2 separate regions of the Homo sapiens genome follow, and region 1 is linked to region 2. The links are chromatin contacts, found by Hi-C in ENCODE. All regions are on one chromosome and are shown on one strand. Each heading gives the region's core, a stretch centred on a gene start or an enhancer-like site at or near the end of the contact. The rest is flanking DNA. Distances are from core to core; before and after follow the strand shown. Region 1 holds the start of S100A11 (S100 calcium binding protein A11). Region 2 holds the start of TDRKH (tudor and KH domain containing).

Region 1 (5,976 bases), core at 2,360-4,859, 250 kb after region 2:
AGAAAGTTCTACTGGACAGGGCTGCCATAGAACCTCTGGGGTAGAATAATGAAATTTGAAAATAATTCCATTACGTCATATACCATTTCATATATCTCTCTTCCTAAATGGAAAAACTCCTGGCTTAGAGTGAGTTAAAATGAAGCAAGAGTGTGGGGTGTCAGTTGCTGCTCCTTCATTCCTGGCCATTCTGCCAGGGTCTTGTTTCATGTTGTGGGTAGTTTGGGGAAGTGGGGGAGACAGGGACCAGTACCTTTGTGAAGGCAGCTAGTTCTGTATTCATGAAGCTTAGGAACTCTGTCTTGGAGAGAGTGTAGTTATAACCATCCTTTCCAGCATACTTCTGGAAGACAGCAATCAGGGACTCGATGCACCGCTCAGTCTCTGTAGGGCTGGAGATTTTTGCCTTTGGAGAAAAAAAATTGCAGGGCTCAGACAAGGGAAGATGTCAAGGCTGGATACTGGAGAAAACTCCAGGGACTCTTATTTCAGGTCAAAGCAGTTTCCTAAAAGACTGAGTCATTTTTTCAAGGGGCTGAGGGGTTCAAGACAACCACAAAAAGTCACACTCTGTGACCTTCCGTCCTACCCCTCGCCACATGTTTATTCCAGGTGAAATATATGGAAGGTAAATGTGGAGCATTGCTGGCACGTTTAAAAGCAGTAGACTGCCTAGATGAGAGTGACGGTGACAAGGTTTACTCATATTTTTAAAATGTGTGGATAAATACATGTGTAACTCTATATCCACAAATCCATATGCACACCAAACATTGTCTATAGGTTAATAATTTCTTATTTTCCAAGAGTGTATGGAGGCTTTTGTGATTAATGAAATGTCAGTTCTTTTTAAAGCAATACCGAATTCCTGGGACTCACACATTTCCTTAGAGAAAACTAAAAGCATAGCTATCATTGTGTATGCAGTGGGAGATAGAACTTTTTAGATGTTTGAAAATGGCTTTCATATTTAAGAGTTAGGAACCATTAATCTTAGATGTGAGGAAACGGACAGGAGAAGGGAATGGATATGGCAGAGCCAGCCCTGGAATCTGGGCCTCCCAGTCCCTTTCTGCAGTCCTTAGCCTTGCAGGCTTCCACTTCCTGGTGGGAAATAGTGACAGAGAAGGTGGAGCTTCTCTGGAGGTCACTCCAAACCAGGAAGCTCTCAGGTTGCTGCTTACACAGCATCTACAATGTAAGAGATTTAAATCCTGTACTGGGCTCTTTCCTCACAGCAGAATTTTTCAAGGAAATTCTATAGGGCCCAGTCATCCGGTTCCCCAAGGGGACTTAGGGTCCCAAAAGTGAGGAGCTGTTGGCCTCCCTCTGGTGGGTAGAAGCCGCAATTACAGACTTTCTGGGAAACCGGCCTGGCCACACCCTTCCTCTGAGACTTTACCTACTAGCGTTAACAATGATTTATGTTTGGATGGTGACATTTGCAACTTAGCATTTAGCCTTTCGTTTGTTCTTAGGATGGACTTCCTGGAGGCCAGAGCTAGAGGCTTTCTCACTCCGTAATTAACACGTGCTAAGAACTGATCTGAGCCCTTAGCTACACAGCTGCAGATTGATTCCTCCTTCCTGTACAGCCTTTATGCTGCAGAGATCCTAGCTGAGTCTTGCCTCCCATTGCATCTTACAGCGTTAGAACCCCTGAACCCTAAGAGAGGTGGACTTTTTCCCAAGAATCACATTGTTGGAGGATGATTGTTTTTGTTTTGCTCTAAATTGAACTTTTCATTAAGAAAAGTGTTGGTAGGTTCAGGGGCCTTTAGGGGAGAAACAAAATACCACAGCCTAGAAACAGATGTGTTTGTTCTGTTACAACATGCCCTTCATATCAGGCCTAAAATCTCCCTGTCTTACTAAGGTATCAGATGACAGGAAGGAGACTGGCTGGGAGGCCACACCAGGCTGAGGAGCATGGGCTTTGTCACCTTTCTCTGGAACTACAGATTCTCCCCCTGCCCCTTTTCCTTCCAGAATGCAGACAGTTTTGCTTTTCCAGTTTCACAGTGCCTTTCTGCTTCACATTTTTCTCTCCTTAACATCAGTCTTGGTGTAATTTAGAGATTATTTTCTTTTGAAAACTGTTGCTGTTGCTATCAGCCACAAGGAGAAAATTAAAACCTCTTTGCATTTCCTCCCAGAGGTAATTCTCCAAAGTGAAAGAAAGAGACACAATTATCAAATTACTAAAATGGAACGGCATAATTTGTAGAGCTCCAGGGCACTTTGGAGATGGGTCCTGAGGACGCCCAGAAACCGGAAAGCTCTGCCCAGGGTGGCGCAGTGGCTGAAGGAGAGGAGAACCGGCGCTCTCCACACCTCATGGCACTCTTGGAGTCTTACTTGGTGGGGATGGCGATAGCAAGGAGCAAACATTATGATAAACGGATACTGTGAAATAATTTTTAAAAATGCATGCTAAGCGCTCAACATTTGAGGAAAGAAAAAAATACGATGAAAAAGACGTAGCAATTTTAAAAACCTCAACTATTGTCTTCTCATTCTTAACCAACACCCTCCGGAGCTTTCTGTCCCTGCTGTAGCAGGACTGCAACCCCAGACAGTATGGAAGGGAATGGGCGTGGCTCTGTTCCAATACTTCATTTATGGACGCTGAAGTTTGATTTCCACATAATTTTCACATGTCAGAAAGTATTTTTCTTCTTTTGATTTCTTTCAATCATTTACAAATGTAAACTTTATTCTTAGCTTGTGGGCAGAACAGAAAACCCGACTTGGCCCGCGGGCCAGTTTGCTGACTCTCCACTAAGGAGAGGTAAAGAAAGAGATTTTGGAGGTGGAATTATGGAAAATATGAGTTCAACTGGGAGATGAAAGGAGATAAGAAGAGAAAAATAAGTTACGGAGTGAGTGCCTAAATAGATGGTGGGGTAAAAGGAAGAGGAAGGAGGAGAGGGCTCAGCTGGGACCGGGTTCCTCCCACATTCTTGGCCGCGGCGCTGCGGGCGGCGACGGGCTAAAGTTTCAGTCCCGTTGGGTCTTGGCCGTCTGCCGGGTGCTTACTGAAACTTTGATTTTCCCTGGGGCTAGACGACCAAGTTCTAAAATGTCCCTTTTCTGGTGTACAGAAATAACTAGTGACCCCTCGCAGCTTTCCAGCCCCCTGCCTTAAACTTGCTCCTAGGCGTCTCTGGGCTCCCGGGAGACCGCGGGCGAGGGGCTGGAGGCAGTGACCCACGACGGGTCCCCCCCCCGCGCGGTGAGCGGCCAGCACTTCCTCTTCCCCAGCCCTGGGCCTTGTCGTGACTGGGAAGGCTAAAGAACCTCCGCTGCTACCCTAGGCGGCCACCCCAAGGATGATTTTAGGGCTTCATCCTTCCATCCCTTCTTCCCCAGTTCCCTCCCACGAGGCTGATTTTTCCTGCTGTTTCCTGCCACGTCCACACATAAGTCAAAGATAAAGTCTGCTGGGAAGTATGTGGGTTTTTTTTCTTTTCTTTTTCTTTTCATGTAAGAAGAAGAAGAAGAAAAGTGAGGCTTACCATGTTGGAGCTGAGCGAGGCGCGGGAGGCTGTGGCTGGGAGCGGCGCTGAGAGCTCTGTGCGCGCGGCGTGCGGGTCTGGAGCCTCTCCTCAACCCACGCCCTTCCCGGCCCAGCCTTGCCCAAGCCTTACTCAGACAGCTTCCGCGCCTGCCCCGCCCCTCCCCGCCTCCCGGGCTGGGCCTGGGACCGCGGCCGGCGCTAACCACAGAACTGAGCTTTAAGACTCAAATAAACCCACCGTCCTCTCCAGCGATTTAAGCAGTCTCACTCTCCCTCCTTTCCCTCTTTTCCCTCCTCTTTCCCCCCGGCCCCCTCCACCCCGTCCTGTGATTCCTGAAGATTTTTGACTTTTTAGAATTATAAGTTTTGCACAGTAGTCTTCGGGAAGTCTGTCCATGTCCGTGGGTCTTTCCCATGTATGAGCTCATTCTGGGCATTTAGGTTAGATAGGCAAAAAAGGTCTCTTTTGGAAACAGCAGTGGGCCGGGCGCGGTGGCTCAGGCCTGTAATCCCAGCACTTTGGGAGGCCGAGGCGGGTAGATCACATGAGGTCAGGAGTTTGAGATCAGCCTGACTAACATGGTGAAACCCCTGTCTCTACTAAAAATACAAAATTAGCCTGGCGTGGTGGCACACGCCTGTAATACCAACTACTTGGGAGGCTGAGGCAGAAATATCGATTGAACCCGGGAGGTGGAGTTTGCAGCGAGCTGAGATCGCGCCGTTGCACTCCAGCCGCCTGGGCAACAAGAGCGGAACAATGTCTCAAAAAACAAACAAAAACAGGCCGGGCGCAGCGGCTCACTCCTGTAATCCCAGCACTTTGGGAGGCCGAGGCGGGTGGATCACGAGGTCAGGAGATCGGGACCATCCTGGCTAACGCGGCAAAACCCCGTCTCTACTAAAAATACAAAAAATTAGCCGGACGTGGTGGCGGGCGCCTGTAGTTCCAGCTACTCGGGAGGCTGAGGCAGGAGAATGGCGTGAACCCCGGAGGCAGAGCTTGCAGTGAGCCGAGATCGCGCCACTGCACTCTAGCCTGGGCGACAGAGCAAGACTCCATCTCAAAAACAAACAAACAAAAAACAAAACCAAGAGTGTTAGTTAGGACAGAGTGCGGGTCAGAATTGTAGACAAGTTCCTAGGAGTTGGGGCTCTCTATTGCTCCACAGGGAAGATATTTAACAGTAAACAGTGGTGAGTATTGCCAAATCAATTGCCACGGGATTACTGGGGATTATTGTCAAGGGACAATTGCCACCCCTCTCTCTCAAACTTTTCTGTAAACTGAGGACAGCCACAAAGACAAAATCCGAAAACCAAACTACTGCACTTAAAAATTGATCCGTGCTAGTAAGGCATTTATCTGTGTGCAGTTTGCAATGAAATTAGGAGTTGTATTAAGAATCAGAAGACTTGGGTTCCAGTCTTGTGTCTGTTACTTCATTGCAATACTTTTGACCAGACTTGTCACTCCTTTGAGCTTCCACTTCCTTATTTGTAATAGGTCTTGAGATAGGCCTTTCCTGTTTCATAAGATTGTTAGGACTGTCAAGTAAAGTGAGGGCTTAGAAAGGTCTCCAAAAACTGCAGAGTAGACGCAAATGAAAGATAATGGGCTATAGGCATTGTGTGAACTGCTTCCCTGCACCTGCTCTCACAGGTGCCCTGAGCACGTGAGACAAATCTCCATCTCAGTTCTCAGCTACTCCAGACCCACATTTTCAGTTACTTGTTTATGAATCCACTTGAGAGTCCCACCTGCACTTCAGACTCAATAATTCAGGAATAACTAGTTTTCCCCAAACCTGTTTCTGTCTTCTCTGCTAAGGGTACTATCACTCTACCATTTTCCCTGCTTGAAAGCATTGGAGCCACTGAGTCTAAATGCCTTTTTGACTCACAGTTCTTATCAAGTGCCAGGTAATAGACTTCAAACCTTTGGTGGTGGGGGGTGTTACATGAACGGCTGCTGGGGTTCCTTAATACCTTAAAGTTACATGTAAATTTTTTGCATAAGAGAAATTTTTCTGGCGAAGAGTCCACATCTTTCATCTGATTCTCAGAAAAATTTATGATCCCAACATATTAAGGAATCATTTGTCTAAATTACTCCATAACTCAATCATGAGGCCTTACACACCACAGTTCTTTTCTTTTTTTTCTTTTTTGAGACGTTGTTTCACTCTTGTTGCCTAGGCGGCTGGAGTGCAACGGGGTGATCTCAGCTCACTGCAACCTCCGCCTCCCGGGTTAAAGCGATTCTCCTGCCTCAGCCTCCTGAGTAGCTGGAATTACAGGTGTGCGCCACCACACCCTGCTAATTTTTTGTGTATTTTTAGTAGAGACGGGGTTTCACCATGTTGGTTATGCTGGTCTGGAACTCCTGACCTCGTGATCTGCCCTCCTCAGCCTCCCAAAGTGCTGGGATTACAGGTGAGAGCCACTGCGCCCGG
Region 2 (6,326 bases), core at 166-2,665:
TGTCACCCAGGATGGAATGCAGTGAATGATAATAGCTCACTGCAGCCTTGAACTCCCGCAGTCGTCCGGCGTAGCTGAGATTATAGGTGCGGTTTTGGCCGACTTCTATTTGAAGCAAAAGGTAAATTTCACTAACTCCTCTTCAAACATTACAAATGAATTTGTGCTAATTGAGTTATCAGCTGATGTCTCAAAAAATGAGACTCTACTTGATCTGTCACTATGGTTTTGTTCACAATTTTCATATCCTTTCAGCTATAAGTTTCTCTTAAAGAGAAATGGAAAATAATATAATGTAAACGGGGATAACTGCATAGTACTGACTGCTAGCTTGTGTTTGATTTTATTACTTAAAAATTGAATGGGAAGGAGGAAAATACTAGAACTTAAGACCACAGTTTCTAGGGGAAGCTAAGAAGAGAAGATGAGGATCATTGTTCAGTGAGGAATGTGGTTAGATAATGGTTTTCAGTGAAAGCTAACTTTGAAATTTCCTGACATTTGTATTGAACAATTGCCAAAAACTATCTGATATGCATCGCTAAGGCTTACTTTATCATTTAAAATGACAGGAGTCAAATAGGATGTGATGAGAAGTCAAATCACATTGTTAGCTCCATGAAAGCATAGATAACTCATTCCAGTATCTCCTAATAACCAGAACCTACAAAGAACCTACAACATGGTGACATGCTTGAATCGAAGCAGCTCAATGTTCTCATCCTTGGTACGTTTATTTTAAATTCACGAGAAAAAAAAAAGTGTCAACCCCTTTCTCTCAAAACAAGGAAAGGGTCTAAAAGTCAGTCTTTGAAATAGGGGTCTCCAGCCAACCCCCACGATGATACCTGGATTAAGGAATGAGGGATACTGGAAAAACAAAAACCCCAATGTATTATTCTGACGACTGTAAACAGCCATCCTATTAGCGATAACTAAAGAAAAAGCTGGGGAAAGTTAAAGGCAAAGTGATATACGGATGGCAGCTCTCAGTCTCAAAAAGGCCCAGTGGAAGAGTCTGAACTGACTCAGGGCAAACACAAACGCTCCCGCACCGGGTCCGTTGTGGCGTAAGCGGGTGACTGGAGCATCTTCCTCAGATACAGTTACGAGTTCCCAGTGGGTCAAGTTGCCCCCGAGCGGCGTCTCACAGCCCAGGGCTCTGACTCCCCCGCTGCGCCCCACATCCTTCCCTCGCCCCGGGGCACGCCAGACCCCTCCCTTCCCTCGCTCCCGCATTTCCGTCTCCTAGTGGCCAGGGCTGCCCATGACCCTGTCTTTCCCACTCCCCAAACCTTCGGTCTCCATCCTCGCCTTTACCGCTGCTCCAGTCAGCCGTCGAGTGCGCCGCCTCGCGCCTCACCCCAGCTGCAGCCACCAGCGCCGCCGCCTCCCACTCACACCACCACAGTGAGCCCCGCCGGCGGCGCTTCAGCCGCCACTTCCCCGCCCCCGCAGCCCGACAGCACCAATCAACACCCTGCTCGCAGTCCGACCAATCGCCTTCTCCCGTCACAACCAATCCTTCCGCGGGCTGCCCCTGAGCGACGTGGCTGCTGCTAGCCGCTGCCCAATTACCCGGATGGAATCCAAAGCAGGCCCACCCTGTCAGCCAATAAGATCCAGGAAAAGCAGATGTTGTTAACTGAGACCGCACCTGCTGAGAATTAAACAGCCAATTACAAGCTTCCCGGCGTCCTCGCAGACCACCTCTAGGCCAATTACCGAGGAGTTTTCTATCTTCTAACCCTTGGAGGAAAATCTGCGCTCCAGCAGCTGGGACCGAGGCATGAGAGCGTTGAATCATGAGTGGCACCGTTCGCAAAAATTGGTGTCTTTGTACAAAGACAGTGCCACAACACAACTCAGTGACCATCGGGAGAGCAGCCTCATGATGGGCGATGCTCCATCAGTTTTCTCTTGCGATCTTTTGCATAGATCGGTCCCGCCCCGCATATGGCGATGAGGACTCAAGAGACACGGAAAACGTTTTCTTTCTGGAAAACATGAAATAGGCTTTGTAGATGGACAGGAAGTCAAGGGACAAGCGGTGCGCCGCAGAGAGCGAGGACCCACTCTTCTATTCCTTTGCGGAGGCACGGACACACGGTGTGGCCCGAAACAGCGGCAGGAGAGTGAGACCCGGGCTCCGACCGCGGTGGTAAGGGGGCGGCGGGCCATAGGGGCGCCAGGGGCCCACCCTTCCCTGGGGATTCGAGGAAACGGGTCGAGGCGACAGCGTGAAGGCCTACGCCGGGGGAGGGGGTGGTGGCGGGGGGCGTTTCTGTGGGGGCGAGGAAGGGAGCGGGTCTCCGCAGGCGGAAGTTTGCTTTGGAAGATTTTATTCCAGACGCTGTCCTGGTCCCTGGACGGTTAGGAACGGTTGGGTCCTGCTACTGCCTCCGTGGGGCAGGGAGCCTCGCGAGACCAGCACTGCGCCCTACTCGGTCCACCCTGTCCCCGCTCCGCGCTAGGGGCTCACCCTGGGAACAGGGGTCGGGCGATCCTGGTCATTGGGGGATCTTCCGCACTAGCTTCCATCACAATACCTGGCAGGTGATGAGCAATAAATATTTGCTGAAAGAACGCAAGGTTGTATCTTTTGTCAATTAGGCAGATGCCTTTGGGCCTCAGGTTTTGCTTTCTATTAATATAAAAATGTGTATGCGTTTTGAATAAGTAATACATTTACATTCTACAAAATTCAGAAGAAACAAGGTTATTATAGTGAATAAATTTTCCTTCCTTCAAGGCAACTAGGGTTACCAGTTTCTTGTGAAAAATTTCACAAGATATTCTATAGTTAACGTGTGTATATGTGTAATATATAAAGTGTATATATATATACACACACATATATTTTTTTAACCCAGTTGATAACATACATACTATTTTGCAACTTTCTTTGATACAGTCTGGAAATGTTTCCGTAGCAGCATATACGTATCTGCCTCATAGTGATAGTTTCATAGTATGCCTGAGGGATATATGAAGATATATTTAACCAGTCCTTTAACATTTGATTGATATGCAAGGATACTTCATTTCCCTCTTGCATATGTGTATGATAAATACTTAGAAATGCAAGTGCCAAGTTAAAGAAATGTGTGCATTGTTTTTTCATTTGGATAGATAAAATTTTGTAAATTCCCTTCCTCCCACAAAGATTTTTATAATTTTAATCCCACCAGCAATTTTTGAAAATGATTTTAGTTAGTATTACCAAATTGCCTTCCCTGGAAATTTTACCAATTTTGTCTCCTGTCAGCAATGTATGAAAAGAACCTGTTTGATAGCACACTGGTGCTGTTAAACTTCCTGATTTTTGACAATCTGATAGTGTAAATGCTATCTCATTGCAAGATAAAATTTCATTGCTCTTATAAGTAAAGTTGAGCATCTTTTAATATATTTAAATGGCAATTTTTTTGTAAATTCTCTGTTTTTATATTCTGTTCATATTTTTATTGGTTATAGGGTCATTTCTTAATACTTGCTGTTTGTATATAAGTTAAAAGTATTTTCCCCGGCCAGGTGTGGTGGGTCACGCCTGTAATCCCAGCACTTTGGGAGGCTGAGGCAGGCTAATCACCTGAGGTCAGGAGTTCAAGACCAGCCTGGCCAACATGCTGAAACCCCGTCTTTATTAAAAATACAAAAATTAGCCGGTTATGGTGGCAAGCGCTTGTAATCCCAGCTACTTGGGAGACTGAGGCAGGAGAATCACTTGAACTGGGGAAGCGGTGGTTGCAGTGAGCCGAGATTGCCACTGCACTCCAGCCTGGGCAACAGAGCGAGACCCCATCTCCAAAAAAAAAAAAAAAAAGTATGTCCCTTTTCCCAGTTTGTTCTATGTATATTGTTTATACATATAACAAGTATTTTCCCTTTTCCAAGTTTGTTCTATGTATATTGCATATTTTGAGGCTGGTCTCCAACTCCTGACCTCAGGTGATCAGCCTGCCTCAGCCTCCCAAAGTGCTAGGATTACAGGCCTGAGCCATTGCCCTCAGCCTGTTTATGGTTATTCTTTGCAAATGTTAAAAATTTTTATGTAATTGAATTTATCAATATTTTCTTTGATAATTTCTGGGTTTCTTTCTTTCTTTTTTTGAGGCAGAGTCTCATTCTGTCGCCCAGGCTGGAGTGCAGTGGCATGATCTTGGCCCACTGTAACCTCTGCTTCCCAGGTTGAAGAGATTCTCGTGCCTCAGCCTCCTGAGTAGTTGGGATTACAGGCATGTACCACCATACCTGGGTAATTTTTGTATTTTTTAGTAGACTCGGAGTAGTTTTGCCATGTTGGCCAGACTGGTCTCAAACTCCTGGCCTCAAGTGATCCACCCGCCTTAGCCTCCCAAAGTATTGGTATTACAGGCGTGAGCCACTGTGCCTGGCCAACTTCTGTGTTTCATATAATTTTTAGTAAAGTCTCCCACTATTTAAGATTATTCTTAAAGCTCCTATGTTTTTTTAAAAAGTACTTTGATAGTGTCTTTGTATATGTAAATATTTGATTCATCTGGAATTTATTTTGGTGTAAAGGTGTGAGATAGAGATCCAATTTTGTTTTGTTTTATTCAAATCCTTCTTATTGAATAACCCATGTTTTCTCCATTGTTTTTGAATGCTACCTTTATAATACCAAATTGCCATATGTATTTGGGTCTATTTCTGGATTTTTTTCATTTTGTTCCATTGATCATTAATTTTTTTTTTTTTTTTTTTAGACGGAGTCTCACTCTGTCACCCAGGCTGGAGTGCAGTGGCACGATCTCGGCTCACTGGAACCTCCAACTCCCTGGTTCAAGCGATTCTCCTGCCTCAGCCTCCCGAATAGCTGGGACTACAGGTGCCCACCACCACACCTGGCTAATTTTTTGTATTTTTAGTAGAGACGGGGTTTCACCGTGTTAGCCAGGATGGTCTCGGTCTCCTGACCTGGTGATCCGCCCGCCTCGGCCTCCCAAAGTGCTGGGATTACAGGCATGAGCCACTGCGCCCGGCCTAAAAATTTTTTAAATTGTATACATTATGGTTTTTTTTTTTACCACAATTTAAAAAATTAATTTATAATATACATGCAGAAAAATGCACAAATGACAAGTATATATCTTGATGAATTTTCACAAATGGAATACATTTGTGTAACCAGCAGCAGATCAAGAAACAGAACATTGCTAGTGCCCCAGAAGCCACTTGTGTGTTCCCTCTCAGTCACTGCTCTTCTCAAGGACAACCACTCTTCTGACTCCTGATACCATAAACTAATTTTGCCTGTTCTTGCTTTTTATATAAAGAGAATCACAGAGTATGTACTCTTTTGTGTCTGGCTTCCTTTGTTCAAATTATTTCTGTGAGATTCAGCCATATTGTGTATAGTTTTAGTCCCTTCATTCTGACTACTGTGTGGTATAATATTGTGAGGCTATATTGAACCATAATTTACTCTTCTATTCTGTTACTGTTATTTTGGCTGGAATCACATATTTTTAGATTATCTAAAGGAGAATGTATGATAAGAATCTTCCTATCTTCCTATACATTCAAGTCATTGGTACCCCATCAGTAGAATTTTAGTTTTCATTATGTAGAATTTACATACTTCTTATTAAAATTATTCCTAGGTATTGAGTGCCTTGATTGCTATAGCTATTTTTACTTTAAAAAAAGTAAAATGGTAGTTCAAATCCAAGGAAGAATGTGTCCAGTGTTGCTATAAAAATACAGACCTACTTTATGGGTCCATCTTCTTCTAGCTCCAGTGAAGGTGGGATGGGCAAAAAAGAGGAAATGAAGTCCAAAAAGGGGGTTACACTTTATAGTTAAACCACAAGAGGAATTTATTTCTTTTTTAAGACAGAGTCTTGCTCTGTTGCCCAGGCTTGGGGCAATGGCATGATCTCTACTCACTGCAACCTCCACCTCCCGGGCTCAAGCGATCCTCCTGCCTCAGCCTCCCAAGTAGCTGAGACTACAGACATGCACCACCACACCCGGCTAATTTTTGTCTTTTTAGCAGAGATGGGGTTTCACCATGTTGCCCAGGCTGGTCTCCAGCTCCTGGGCTCAAGGCATCCACCTGCCTTAGCCTCCCAAAGTGCTGGGATTACAGGAGTGAGTCAGTGTGCTCAGCCTCACAGGAGGAATTTCTTAATCAGAGCAGTGAAAAGCCAGGTGGCATCACTTTTCCCGGATTTTTTTTTTTTTTTTTTGAGATGGAGTCTCACTCTATCATCCAGGCTGGAGTGCAGTGGCACGATCTTGGCTCACTGCAACCTCTGCCTCCCGGGTTCAAATGATCTTCCTGCCTCAGCCTCCCGAAT

What was found. A loop is a pair of places that touch in the nucleus more often than their neighbours do. Pooled maps may share reads with other maps.
Region 1: a pooled map shows a loop between it and region 2 (7-fold over the local background). The contact joins the promoter of S100A11 here to the promoter of TDRKH in region 2. A Hi-C loop is called at or near these places in 2 of 168 maps with a recorded cell type or tissue (B cell and naive thymus-derived CD4-positive, alpha-beta T cell) and 13 of 50 pooled maps.

Annotation. Positions count from the first base shown.
Region 1 is chr1:152,033,395-152,039,370 of GRCh38, forward strand. S100A11 (S100 calcium binding protein A11) reads right to left here and starts at 3,610. Exons shown (of 3, transcript NM_005620.2): 1 at 3,519-3,610; 2 at 254-406. The coding sequence starts at 3,521. RefSeq lists enhancers at 1,679-1,973, 5,071-5,230 and a silencer at 2,819-3,113.
Region 2 is chr1:151,789,085-151,795,410 of GRCh38, forward strand. TDRKH (tudor and KH domain containing) reads right to left here and starts at 1,416. Exons shown (of 13, transcript NM_001083965.2): 1 at 1,296-1,416. It overlaps TDRKH-AS1 (TDRKH antisense RNA 1), which reads left to right and starts at 1,665. Exons shown (of 2, transcript NR_146292.1): 1 at 1,665-2,161; 2 at 4,731-5,318. RefSeq lists a silencer at 1,101-1,360.